Regions from separate parts of the Homo sapiens genome. Here all the other regions are linked to region 1. Evidence: chromatin contacts called from ENCODE Hi-C or POLR2A ChIA-PET data. All regions are on one chromosome and are shown on one strand. The core of a region is the stretch at or near the end of the contact, and the rest is flanking DNA. Distances in the headings are between cores, read along the strand shown.

Evidence for each region. Hi-C counts contacts between places; a loop is a spot of excess contacts on that map. ChIA-PET counts read pairs that join two places held with the same protein, here RNA polymerase II (POLR2A). Pooled maps may share reads with other maps.
Region 2: a loop to region 1 is called in a pooled map, with 6 times the contacts of the local background. The contact joins the promoter of SMAP2 here to the promoter of PPIE in region 1. A Hi-C loop is called at or near these places in 6 of 50 pooled maps. POLR2A ChIA-PET finds 5 or more read pairs at or near these places in 3 of 52 experiments (RWPE1, activated CD4-positive, alpha-beta T cell and activated T-cell).
Region 3: a loop to region 1 is called in a map of CD4-positive, alpha-beta T cell, with 5 times the contacts of the local background. The contact joins the promoter of ZMPSTE24 here to the promoter of PPIE in region 1. A Hi-C loop is called at or near these places in 2 of 168 maps with a recorded cell type or tissue (CD4-positive, alpha-beta T cell and naive thymus-derived CD4-positive, alpha-beta T cell), 1 of 37 single-sample maps with no recorded cell type and 7 of 50 pooled maps. POLR2A ChIA-PET finds 5 or more read pairs at or near these places in 2 of 52 experiments (OCI-LY7 and endothelial cell of umbilical vein).
Region 4: a loop to region 1 is called in a pooled map, with 4 times the contacts of the local background. The contact joins the promoter of NDUFS5 here to the promoter of PPIE in region 1. A Hi-C loop is called at or near these places in 6 of 50 pooled maps. POLR2A ChIA-PET finds 5 or more read pairs at or near these places in 3 of 52 experiments (MCF 10A, activated CD4-positive, alpha-beta T cell and naive thymus-derived CD4-positive, alpha-beta T cell).

What each region holds. Positions count from the first base shown.
Region 1 is chr1:39,736,953-39,740,146 of GRCh38, reverse strand. It overlaps PPIE (peptidylprolyl isomerase E), which reads right to left and starts at 1,265. Exons shown (of 10, transcript NM_006112.4): 1 at 1,216-1,265. The coding sequence starts at 1,246. RefSeq lists an enhancer at 1,008-1,217.
Region 2 is chr1:40,371,956-40,374,976 of GRCh38, reverse strand. SMAP2 (small ArfGAP2) reads right to left here and starts at 1,250. Exons shown (of 10, transcript NM_022733.3): 1 at 754-1,250. The coding sequence starts at 856. RefSeq lists an enhancer at 493-992 and silencers at 978-1,117, 1,188-1,507.
Region 3 is chr1:40,256,203-40,259,613 of GRCh38, reverse strand. ZMPSTE24 (zinc metallopeptidase STE24) reads right to left here and starts at 1,378. Exons shown (of 10, transcript NM_005857.5): 1 at 1,220-1,378. The coding sequence starts at 1,342. RefSeq lists enhancers at 968-1,067, 1,158-1,437, 1,518-1,787, 2,018-2,147.
Region 4 is chr1:39,024,477-39,027,894 of GRCh38, reverse strand. NDUFS5 (NADH:ubiquinone oxidoreductase subunit S5) reads right to left here and starts at 1,545. Exons shown (of 3, transcript NM_004552.3): 1 at 1,493-1,545. RefSeq lists enhancers at 432-1,017, 1,018-1,604, 1,464-1,713.

The DNA.
Region 1 (3,194 bases), core at 16-2,515:
CCTTCTGAGCCACTGATCTCCATACTCTTGCAGAAGTCCTTGCAGCCCAGTTAGCATGCTAGCCAGGGGACAGGACCCTTCCATTCAGTTCTTTGGGTAAACAAACATCCCCCTCTCATCTCTGCCCACCCATACTTATGAAAAATATTCCTCTCTTCGCCCTTCTTTCAGACTCTCATCTAGTCCTGGGATTACTGCAATAGCTTCACAACTGACCTCCCTGCCTCCATTCCATCAACTCCACAAAGCCAACTAGAATGATCTTAGGAAAATGCAAATTTGAACCCGTAACTTTTCGCTTACACTCCTTCAAAGGCTTCCCACTGTCCTCAGGATAAAGTGCAAACTCCTTAGCAGTACCCACCTCTCCAGCTTTTTTGCTTTGCTTCCTAATTTCCTGGGTCTCCCGAATAATGACCCACTTGCCCCCAAGTGTCAGGCTATTTCACACCTTTGCGACTCCCTTGCAGTGAACGGCCTTGCCTCTGCTTCGGTTACGTAGCTAACTCCTGCTCATCAGCTCTGGCATCGCCGCATCCAGAATTTGCCCTCGCTTCTCCAGATGGATGGGTCATTTGTCCCGCAGCCAGGCCCATATTATCATGATCCATCCTCACTACAGCGCTTATCAAAAGTGTGCTACTGAGGTAATTCCACTTTTTTTCTGGCTAGTCTGGGAACTCCTTCCTTTATGGCAGGGGCTGGGGCTGAGCCGTCGCTGCACTGAATGTTTGTAAAACAAATGAACGAGAGGATCCGAAGGGCCATAATACTCCTTTACCGCTCCTCGGGGCCCGCTGGAGCTCAGCGGGCTAGGAAGTCAGAATAATCATTCCGTCTCGGGTTCACGCACCTGAGGTGTGTGGCAAGGCTGTTCACTGCAAGGGAGTCGCAAAAGCAGAGGCCCAAAGGTGTGAAATAACCTGAACCTTGGGGGCAAGTGGGTCATTTTTCGGGAGACCCAGCGAATCGGGAAGCAAAGCAAAGAAGCTGGAGAAGTGCGTACTGCTAAGAAGTCTGCACTTTTTCCTGAGGACAGTGGGAAACCTTGGAAGGAGTTTAAGCACAGCCAGAGCTATCGCCAGCACTACCGCCAGAGACCCGGCCTTGACAGCAGCTCGCCGTCCTCCTGGTTCAGAGATGCGTCCCACCCCACGCCCCGACCCTTGGGGGTCGCGTTCACTCAGACTCCGCCTAGCAACCCCTCCTGCTCACCCACGTACAAGACGCGCTTGGTGGTGGCCATCTTGCTCGCGCGCTTTTCCGCCGGAAGCCAGCACTCGACCCGTCCTCTTCCCCACTGTCCCGCCCCGCCCCCAACGCTTAGCTCTTAGACCCCGCCCACCCTCGCGTTGGTCCAACCGGCATCCCGCTACCCGGATGCACTGGGCGCCTTGTGAGGTGCGCAGTGGTAAACCAAGGGACGTGGTCCTCGCGCTTCCCAGTGCGCACCGTGTTGGGGGAGGGAAACCTTGGCCGAATCAACCCGATTATTATGGGCAAACGATAAACTCTGGTGCTTGGCCATCCTGCGCGTCTGTTTTTGGACAACCTGGGAGCTAAGAATGAATTTTACCTTTTGAAATAGTTGGAAAAAATAAAAAAACTATATTTTCTTGGCCGGGCGTGGTGGCTCATGCCTGTAGCCCCAGCACTTTGGGAGGCTGAGGCGGGCGGATCACCTGAGGTCAGGAGTTCGAGAGCAGCCTGGCCAACATGGTGAAACCCCGTCTCTACTAAAAATGCAAAAATTAGCCAGGCGTGGTAGCGGGCGCCTGTAATCGCAGCTACTCAGGAGGCTGAGGCTGGAGAATCGCTTGAACCCAGGTAGCGGAGGTTGCAGTGAGCAGAGATCGCGCCGTTGCACTCCAGCCAGGGTGACGAGAGCGACACACCATCTCACAAAATATATATGTATATTTTCTTAGCACATGAAAATTATGTGAAATTAAAATTTCAGTGTCCGTAAAGAAAGCTTTATGGGGACACAGCCACGCTCATTCCTTTAAGTATGACTGTGGCTGCTTTCCTACTACAAGGGCAGAAGAGCTATAGCCTGCAAAGCCTACAATAATATTTACAATCTGGCTCTTCAGAAAGAACGTTTGTCTACTCGTGTTAGGTTTTGAAAAGAAGGCAAGGGTTAAAGAAAGACACACACACACACACACACACACACAGAAAGAGGGCGGCTCGACAGCAAACGCAGGCTTTATGTCCAGCATAATAACCTACAGAAGTGGGGAACCAGCCTAATGCCAGTGCCCACCACTGCTTACAGACTGGGCAATTTATAGGTATGGGCGGTAGGGGTCTGGGCAGTATGGGTTGCTGCCTAGCAGGATATTGATATAAAGATGTTCTCATGATGAGGCGGTTTGGCCCTTGTTCCAGTGGGATGTCATCATGGTGTCCCTTGGACCTTTGCCCAGGAAGATATGAGAGGGATGTTTCTTTAGTTGGGCCTTTGTCTGCCTTGTGGTCGGGTGGTTAGGCAGGATGTTTCTCACAGCCCAAACCCCTGTGAAATGTTTCACTTTGACCAAGGTCTGCAGAATAGCAGGGAGCTTACAAAATGGTGCAGTTTAGAGTAACATCTTGGACTAAACCCACTAATATATAAATTACAGGTTGACATAGTGGTAGGAAATAATGGGACCATCTATTTTATATGGAGCAGGGGGTTAAGACCTTCCTGAGGTGACATTTAAGCTGAATTCTGAAGGAAAAGGAGCCAGAGAGAGGAGGAGGCAGCTTCCGCACACTCAAGGAACTAAAAGACCAGAGCCTGGGATGGTGGGGTGGAGGGCATATCAGGTGGGAAAGGTAGGCAGAGGGCCACATCATGAGGGTGCTGTAAGCCTTCTGGAAGATTTGGGAGCTTTGAGAAGCTGCTGAAGTTACAACAGGAGAGTTACATGCTCACATCATTTTAGACAGTGCTCTGACACTAGGCCCAGGATGGGTTGATTGGAACCCAGGAGACCAGGAAGTTAATGTAGTAGACTAAGGAAGAGTTGATAGTGGCTCTGTTCCTCCAATCCACTTGTCCAGGGTGATTTTTTTTTTCTTTTTTTCTTTGAGACAGGGTCTTGCTCTCTTACCCAGGCTGGAAGGCAGTGACATGATCATGGTTCACTGCAGCCTCAACCTCCCAGCCTCAAATGATCCTCCCACCTTAGCCTCCCGAGTAG
Region 2 (3,021 bases), core at 1-2,500, 630 kb before region 1:
ATTCATCTTTCTCTCTCCACTGATTAAACGGATCCTGCACTACAGGCATAATCGGCTAGTTTCTGCCACCACTCATACATAGGCCTCCAACGCACTCTACAAGCCAGGGCTACACTGCCTAGAAATCCGCACTGTGTCACTGCATAAGGCAGTTTCCCACTGCACACATCCAGAAGAATAAAGTCACCTAAGCACTCTTGTCAGATCTTAGCAAGGCTGCAAAATGACAGGAGTTGCTAACCAAATAGCAGGAAGCAAAAATCACCACCTTTAAAAATCATTTAAGCAGTTTTCCTTTCCGCCATCTCACTTCCCTCCTCCTCCTCCTCGTCATTCTCTCTCTCTCTCTCTCACACACACACACACACACACACACACACGCACGCACGCACGCACGCAATGCAGTTCATCCCCAGCTTTGCAAGTGACATGCTGGGAGCTCTCTCTGGACAGCCGGCCCAGAACTCATTCAGAGCCCTCAAATACAGACATTCTCACCTGAACACGCCAGGCAACTTCCACCCGCACCATCACCTCCACCCTCCCCGACACACACAGACTCGCCCTCGCAAGCTCTACCCATACCAATCCCCCAGCTGCAGAAAGCCCAGTAGGCTCACTGCAAGCGCAGCACGCGTTACCACTTATAAGCCGAGTTGGGCGGCCTAAGCTTCAGAAACCGCCTCTTCACGCAGCCCACCCCCACCACCCCGGCGCGGCTGGACCCCTGGCCCGCCAGGTGGGATGCGCTACCTTTAGACTGGCAATCTGCACAAAACTTGTTATCCTCCTCCAGCAGCAGGTTGGCCAGGACAGCCTGGTACCGATCCACGTCCTTCACCGACTTGCCTGTCATGGCCAGGGTGCCGGCGGGGGCAGAGGGCGACGCGCCCTCCTCGCCCCCAGAGACCCCTGCCTCAGTCCGGGGTTGAGGACTCCCGGTCCCCCGCCCAGGGGCACCTCCTGAGCGGGGAGAGCCCTCTCCTCCGGCCCCGCCGGACGCCCCTTCCCGGGTCGGGGGCGTCCGTCCCCCACTCCGCAGCCCCTCGGCGCGGCGCCCCTTGGCGGGCTTAGGGACAGGCCCGCCTCCAAGAGAGGCTGCGGGGCCAGAGACCCTCAGCCCAGGCAAAGGCGGACCACGAGCCTCCTGGGTGCCGGACGCAGATGACCCTCTGGCCGGCCTGTCTGCTGGCCTTGCGTCCCGCGCCTCGGTTTCCCTGGCAGCTGCCGTCAGCTCCGCTACCACCTCCACCGCCTACTTCCGGCAGCTCTTCCTCCCCACCTCCACCCTGCCCAGCTCGCGCATGCGCCCCGCCCCCACCGCGCCGCACTGGGCTCTTCCTTCAGCTCCGCCTCTCGGGAACCAATCCGTGGAGAAGCGGGGGGCGGGCCTTGGGTGGGGGCGGAGGGAAGGGGTGGGCACGCCCCCTGCGTGTCCTTGGAAGAGAATGAATGGAGCCTGGTAGAAAGGGAGTGGAGGGAATGGAAGAAAGTGAAGGAAGACAACAACTAACATTTACTGAGCTCTTACTATGCGCTAGGCACTGTGTTAAGCGCTTTGCATGAACTATCCCAACATAATCCTCACAACGACCCTATGATCATCCTTATGTAACCTGAGGGTTGTTGATACCCCAAAGTCCTCCAGCTTGTTTTTTCCAACAGCCAAATATAAGAGTCCAAGCCCCTAACCCAGGATATAGGAACGTCACCCCCTCCCCACATTTTCAGAGGACTCTGGTCACCTCTCACTTGGAATACCTGCTCCCACTAATACTCATTAGCTCTCCTCTGTGACTCCTGCCTTTTTGGATATTGTTTGGCCTGGTGCCCAGACAGTTTGTTTCTTCTTCCATTTCTTAAATTCTCACAAAACAGCGAGTTTTTTGTGGCAGACTTTTACTGAACGTTATTTGGGAAGGGTGGGGGACAGTGATTAAAGCATAGCACACAACAGGCAACTCCTTAAAAATGATTATTAAACATCATCATCCAAAGCCACCGTTGCTACAGATAATTTCTCATTGGCTGTCCTTTTCCTTAGGGATCCACCTGCCATCTGGCTTGTGTTTTCATTCACTCATTCATTCATTCATTCACTGAGCACGATGTTACTGAGAAATTTCTAAGTATCAGGCACTGTACTAGGGGAGAGGGAAACAGCATGATCCGATTTGTGGTTTTAAAAGGTCACTCTGGCTGCCATGGAAATAATTAATCAGGGAAGATAGTAAGCAGATGCTAAGAGTTATCTAAACTCTGGTGAAACCCTCTCCTCCATTTCTTTACTTTCTCCCAAGACCAGGATCCCCTCAAAGCTTTCATCTCATCAGAGGAAAACTAAACATTTCTATTACTTTATTAATCACAACAATTAAATTTTCTGGCTAAGCCTCTTCCCTTCTAGCCATGCCTAGGGGACTTGACTTTTAAAAACACACAAGTTCATTGGGGTGTTTTTCCTCAGAAAACCCATCCAAGTAGGTATTACCATAACCATTTTTCAGTTGAAATAGACAGTCAAGATTAACTAGTTACTGGGTGTGGTGGCACATACCTGTAGTCCTAGCTACTCAGGATGCCAGAGCCAGAGCATCACTTGAGCCCAGGAGTTGGAATCCAGCCTGGGCAACACAGTAAGAACCACCCCTCCAACCCCCAATGTACCCCGTTACCCTGTCTCAAACAACAACAACAACAACAAAACCCAGTTAATTGCGGTGAGTGGTGATTGTACCTTAGTTCAAGCCCTCCCCATCTTCATCTCCTCACTCTGCAAATAGCCTTCCTGCCTTAGTCTAAATCTGGTTAAATTAATCCTTCACCGTGCTCTCTAGAGGGAGCTTTTAAATGCCAATTCTGATGGACTCACACTTCCTGCTTAAAAAATCCTTTAGTGGCTCTCCATTGCCTATGGCAGTGTTTCTCAAATTGTTCCCACCTAGTGAGAGATCTCATGGCTTTGTGGTTAAGCACACAGACTCTGGGGCAAGAATGCTTAAGTTTAAATCTTCAGCTTTT
Region 3 (3,411 bases), core at 129-2,628, 520 kb before region 1:
TAAATATTCTATCCTGGCCAAGATGGTGAAACCCCGTCTCTACTAAAAATACTAAAATTAGCTGGGCGTGGTGGCACGTGCCTGTAATCCTAGCTACTCGGGATGCTGAGGCAGGAGAATCATTTGAACATCCCTCCCTCTGCGCGCTGCTGGCAGTGTCACAGACACACTCTTCCCCTTGCAGACTCTCCCTCGTCCCTCCTAGTTTCTTGCAGTGAGCCGAGATAACGCCACTGTACTCCAGCCTGGTGACAGAGCTAGACTCTAAAATTAAATAAATAAATAAAGATTAAAAATAAATAAATAAAAGTTCAGATCTCTAAACCATGGTTATCTCAGGTAAATTGTTAACTTTCACTTTTTATTTTACCATTTTAATATTTAAACTAAAATAATGTTGATTTTATGAAAAACGAGAAATATATTTCATTTAATTTCATTTATTTATTTATTTTGAGATTGAGTTTCACTCTTGTCGCCCAGGCTGGAGTGCAGTGGCACAATCTCAGCTCACTGCAACCTCCGCCTACTGGGTTCAAATGATTCTCCTGCCTCAGCCTCCCAAGTAGCTGGGACTACAGGTGCGCGCCACCACACCCGGCTAATTTTTCTATTTTTAGTAGAGACGGGTTTTCGCCACGTTGGTCAGGCTGGTCTCGAACTCCTGACCCCAGGTGATCCGCCCGCCTCGGCCTCCCAAAGTGCTGGGATTACAGGCATGAGACACCACGCCGGGCCCGATAAGTTTTTTGTTTGTTTGTTTGTTTTTTCAAGCAGAAACAATATATGCACTTTAAGGAGAAACAAGAGTGCAAGTTCTTGGAAGGACTGCAAAATCCTATGGTTAGGCATGATTACATAAATGTCATGAGGAAGTTGGGTGTCTAAATCCTTTTAAAGGCTTATTCCAAAGATAAAGGAGGCCAAGTCTGGGCCCAAGGATCCCAAGGAAGCTGCAGGGAGGGCACAAGAGCCCAAGCCTTCCTCCAGGCCCTAAAGGGATTGGGTCCCATGATAACGTTACAGAAAACTTCCTTGACGCACCAAGACCCTCCTCAAAGCCACAGTCCGCCATCGGGCCAAGTTACGAGACTCAGCAGGGACCACAAAGACGAGACTGGCGCGGGGACCGAAGCAATCAAGAGTCTCAGGGTCGAAGCCAAGGCTACTCCAGGGCTGGCCGGGTATGGGGGTCAGGTTGGACCCTGTCTAGGCTCACCTGCCGCTGTGCTAGGAAGGTCTCCCAAAGATACACTGTCCAGGAAAAGAGCAGCACGGCCCCGAAGATACGCTTCTCGGCCGGCATCTCCCACAAAGCGTCCAGCGATGCCCACATCCCCATGGCCACCCGGTTCCGCCGGCTCCTTCAGCGTGCACCGGTGCCACACCGACACTCGTCCCTTCAGAGCGTCCCCGCGGTGTCACAGCAATATCCGTTCTTTCCGAGGGCCCCTACGCCGATACCCGCCCCCATCCCTCCCTCTGCGCGCTGCTGGCAGTGTCACAGACACACTCTTCCCCTTGCAGACTCTCCCTAGTCCCTCCTAGTTTCTACAGGAAAAGCCCCAGCCCCACCTTCCTCACTTCCGGCCCAAAGAGGGCGGGGACCCAAACGCCGAGTTCCGGGCCCGGCTGAGCTGTGTTGCATCAACATTCTTCCCCCACGTCTTGACGCTGGGTTCCGGCCTAGGGTTCTGGCTTTCCTCCTGGGCTAGTGAACGCGGCGAAGTCCTCCTCTTTCTAATCTCCAGAGCCGCAGTTCCATCCTCTGGGTCAGCGGCTTACCCTGACTGGGCTGCGGTATCTGCCTTCCTTCCCCCAACAAGGCGACAGGTAGTCGGGGCTGGGGCCGGAACTGACTGAGTGGGCCGCAACTGACTGAGTGGGCCGCGGCTCCCGCCTGAGGAGGCTAGGAAGGACTGAACAGCAGCCGACTTCCCAGGCTCTAAAAATCGTGCCTCTGAGTTAGAGCTACCTCAAAAGCAAGACCAAGCATGAGAAATGGAGTCTTTTGGCCAGTATTGGGGTGTTCGGAATTCAAGCGTATGAGAGAGTGGACGGTAGCGTTGAGAATTTTCATTTGAAGATCTCGTCTTAACCACCCCAAGTGTAGTCAGAGGCGGCGTTTTCCCTGCGAGAGTGCCCTGGAACAAAGCAAGGATAGCGTGGGTTAGACATACCTGAAATGAAAGCGTCTTACTTTATCTAGGTACATATTTGCGTCAGTAAGGCGCAACGCCATTTCTCTCTTGGAATTCAGAAGTGAAATATGGTGACTGGGACGCCTGTACATTGCTTTGACTTAAAAATTGAAGTCCATTATTCTGACCGAAAGTTAATCTGATGATTAATTGGTTAAACATACTATCGTTGCTAATTAGCATAATTATTATTTACAATAAAGTGAGCTAAATAGCTACAACTAAAATATATTTAAATTACTGTGATATTGTGATGCTAAAGATGTGTTGAAATTAATATCTTGAATTTCTCAACCCTGCCTAAATGCCTCTGAGAGTAATTAGTATAATTAAAAGTCACTAGAGAAAGTGAATGACTCTAATAACAGGATAACAAATTCTTTTCAAGTCAGATGGTTTCCAGTTCTTTGCTTTCAACAAAATTAATGGTGGCCCATGAATTGTCAGCTGATGAAGGAACACTATTTGGTTTTTGGCATGCAACTCGGAAAGAAACCAAACGATTGATTGACATGCTTACAACAAAACTACTAGCATTCTCACCTATTTATGTAAAACCATTTCTCAGCACTTGTATCTGTGAAAACAACAGAATTGAAAATGAACCCTGTTAATCTACCAGTAGGAACTATTCATCCAGATAAATGAATTAATTGGTGGGTCAGCCCCATCTATCTCACTAAGAGATGTGTTCCCAATAGAATTTCACCTTTTATAACTGTGTGTTATCAATATTTGCAATCGTGTCATTTTGATCCATTATATACTAAAGATGATTGTGATGATTACTCACTTCAGAAGAATTCCAGCGTAGAGCCATAAAGTTACACGAAATTTTTTAAGGTTTACTACATATGTCATATTTTTATTGCGAAGAAGTGATCAAGAAAAGGTTGTTCAAACATCAAAGTACTATATTTGAATAACATTTTTTGTTAGAGTACAATCTAAATATGTTAGAGATAATAAAAGAACAATGTTGAAGAGCTCATTAGTGTATGTTTTAATGCATAATGGTGGTTATTCAGTTGTTATGTAGATTCTCTTGGATACATTATAAAGAGTGATTTAACAGTTTTATCTTAAAATGTCAGTATTTACAATTTGCAAGAATTTACATCCATTGCAACTATTTGAATTTATGATGGAACCAGTTAGATACCAACTTAAATATATAAGGGGTAAACACTTTTTCAAAATTTTCTCTCCC
Region 4 (3,418 bases), core at 296-2,795, 710 kb after region 1:
AATAAGCCAAGATCCGCCATTGTACTCCAGCCTGGGCGACAGAGCGAGACTCTGTCTCAAAAAAAAAAAAAAAAAAAAAAGAAGAAGAAGAAAAAAAGAATTTGGATCCTTTGGTCAGGTTCTCTGTCTCAAAAAAAAAAAAAAAAAAAAAAAAAGGCACTTGTGGTGGTATGTGCGCCTGTAGTCCCAGCTACTCCTAAGGCTGAGGCAGGAGACTGAGGCCAGGAGTTCAAGGCTTCAGTGAGCTATGACCTGGCCACTGCACTCCATCCTGGGCAACAAAGCGAGATCCTGTCTCAAAAAAAAAAAAAAACCAGAGCGAAAGAAATGGGTTAAGACTTACTTTGTAGACTATTACAGACAGTAGGGAAAAAAATTTACATGCAAATACATAATAATGTTAAATGTAAAAACACACACACAAAAACAAACCCTGACTGCCTAAAATGACTGAAAGGAAGCGCGCGCACACCCACAAATATCAATATAAATGTGTACTCATGGTAGATTTAAAGGTGAATTTAGTTGGGCGCAGTGGCTCACGCCTGTAATTCCAGCACCTTGGGAGGCCGAGGCGGGCGGATCACCTGAGGCCGCGAGTTCAAGACCAGCCTGACCAACATGGCGAAACCCTCTCTCTACTAAAAAAATACAAAATTAGCCGGGCGTGGGGGCGCATGCCTGTAATCCCAGCTACTCGGGAGTCTCAGGGAGGAGAATCGCTTGAATCCGGGAGGCAGAGGCTGCAGTGAGCCGAGATCGCGCCACTCTGCACTCCAGCCTGGGCAACAAGAGCGAAACTCCATCTCAACAAAAAGGTGAATTTAACTTCTTAAGTTCCTTCCCATCCCTCAGTCATCATTTACTGAGTAGTTACGTTCCAGGCACTCAGATGCGGGGGAAAGCAGCTCCAACGTAAGCACCAGAGACACACACTCGGAATTGCGAATACACTGCAAGGAACACGAGTGGGTAAGAGCTCGAAGGAGGAAGCACGAACTCTGCCCGGAGACTTGAAAATGCCTTTAACATGGCTTGCGAGTTCGCCAAGTGAAGATCAGTGGGCAGAGTGTTCCAGTTGGGCAACAGCCCGGAGTTACAGCCGGAAGTGCTGGCTATGTTTGGGGGACAATGGAGCGCAGCGTGCATGACGGTGAAAAGAATGAAATGAGCTCAGGAGGCCGGCGGGGCCGAAATCACGCAGAGCCTGGAAAGCTGGGATAAGGATCGTAGACTTTAGGTTAAGAAACAGAAAGCCAAAACATTAGTCCGGCAAAAACCTAAACAAATGTGGAAAGTGGAGAGAGCGGCAATCTCCAGGCTTCGGTGCCATTAGCTGTGGAGGTGAAGCGGCCTGGGAGGGCAGGGAACACGCCCTGAGTTCAGGTCTGGGAGAAGGGGACACACAGCAAGCCAAGAGGAAATCTGTTAAAGAGACCTCGGAAGGAAGGTCCTTAAGCTAAGCTGCCGCGCGGACATAAGCAGCCCCTACCTACCCGATGCTCGTGCCCTTGACTCTTCTCTGGCCGCCGCTTCAGAACGACTAGCTAGCGACGCGGACGCCTGCCGTAAAGGATGACCTCAGCGAGACGTTTGCAGCGCGACGCCGGAAGCCGACCTTCCCTCAGCCGTCTCCCCACAAAACCATAGAAACCGAGCCCGTTGGCCTGGTACGGTGGCTGACGTCTGCAATCCCAGCACCTTGGAAGGCTGAGGGAGGAAGATCACTTCAGCCCAGGAGTTCGAAAACAGCCTGGGCAACATGGCGAAACTCCCCTCTCTACAAAAAATAAAAAATTAGCCGGGCGAGGTGGTGCATGCCTGTGGTTCCAGCTACTCAGGAGGTTGAGGTGGGAGGATCCCTTGAGCCCAGGAGATTGAGGCTGTAGTGAGCCATGATCACACCATTCCATTGCATTCCAGCCCTGGCAACAGAGCAAGACCTTATCTCAGGGGGAGAGTGAGAGAGAGAGGATGAAGAAGAGAGAGAGGAGGTAGAGAGAGAGAAAGGAAAAAAAACCCAAACCCATCAATTACAGAGACACAGGGAAGGCCTAGCCATTAGTGAGTTCTTGCTCCTTTCTTGCACTCTGCCTAGCATGCTCACGACAACACTGAGTGGTGAGAGACTTCACCAAAGTCACAGGAGAGAAAGAACACTGGCTCCCTGCCTACCCACTAGTGGTTAAGCACATGGACTATGAGCCCAAACCACCACGTGGGGTCAAATGTAGGCCCCCAGCCGGGCGCAGTGGCTCAGGCCTGTAATCCCAGCACTATGGGAGGCCGAGGTGGGCGGATCACAAGCTCAGGAGATCGAGACCATCCTGGCCAATATGGTGAAACCCTGTCTCTACTAAAAATACAAAAATTAGCTGGGTGTGGCAGCGAGTGCCTGTAATCCCAGCTAGTGGGGGGAGGCCGAGGCAGGAGAATCGCTTGAATCCGGGAGGCGGAGGTTGCAGTGAGGTGAGATCGCGCCACTGGACTCCAGCCTGGCGACAGAGCTAGATTCAGTCTCAAAAAAAAAAAAAAAAAAAAAAAAAAAAAAAAAAAAAAGTAGGCCCCCACCAATTTCGTGTGACTCTAGGAAAGTTTCTTAACTTCATTGTGCCTCAGTCTCCTCGTCTGTTAAGATAATTATGGTATTCACAATGGAGGCTTGCTATAGGGATTAACTGATTTATGTATAAAGCACTGAGGCGGTGGCTAGCACATGGGAAACATTCCAAGGCAGTCGCAGTTCTTTGATGTCTCAGCTTTCAGTTTGTGAATCAACTGCTACCATGCCTGTCATCTGTTCCAGAACCTCCAATGACTCCCTTTGACTACATCAGAGACTCTAAAGTGTTGTGTGTATGTCTTTGGGGGGTGGACCACAGGGTGCATGAGATATTATACATTGGAGGTATGGGAGGAAAATACTAGAACATATATATATATATATATATATATATATATATATATATATATATAAATATATATATATATAATTATTACTTTTGAGACAGATTCTCACTCCCATTGCCCCGCTGGAGTGCAGTGGTGCAATCACAGTTCACTGCAGCCTCAACCTCCCTGGGCTCTGGTGATCCTCCCACCTCAGCCTCCCAAATAGCTGGGACCACATGTGCATGCCACCATGTGCCTGGCAGTCTTTATTATAATTATTATTTTATTTGAGATAGGGTCTCACTCCATCACCCAGGCTGGAGTGCAGTAGTGCTATCATAGATCACTGCAGCCTCAAACTCCAGGGCTCAAGCAATCCTCCTGCTTAGCCTCCCAAGTAGCTGGGACTACAGACATGCCACTGTGCCCAGCTAATTCTTTTTTTTTTTTTTTTTTTGAGACAGAGCTTCACTCTGTCACCAGGCTGAAATGCAGTGGTGCAATCTTGGCTCACTGCAACCTCCAC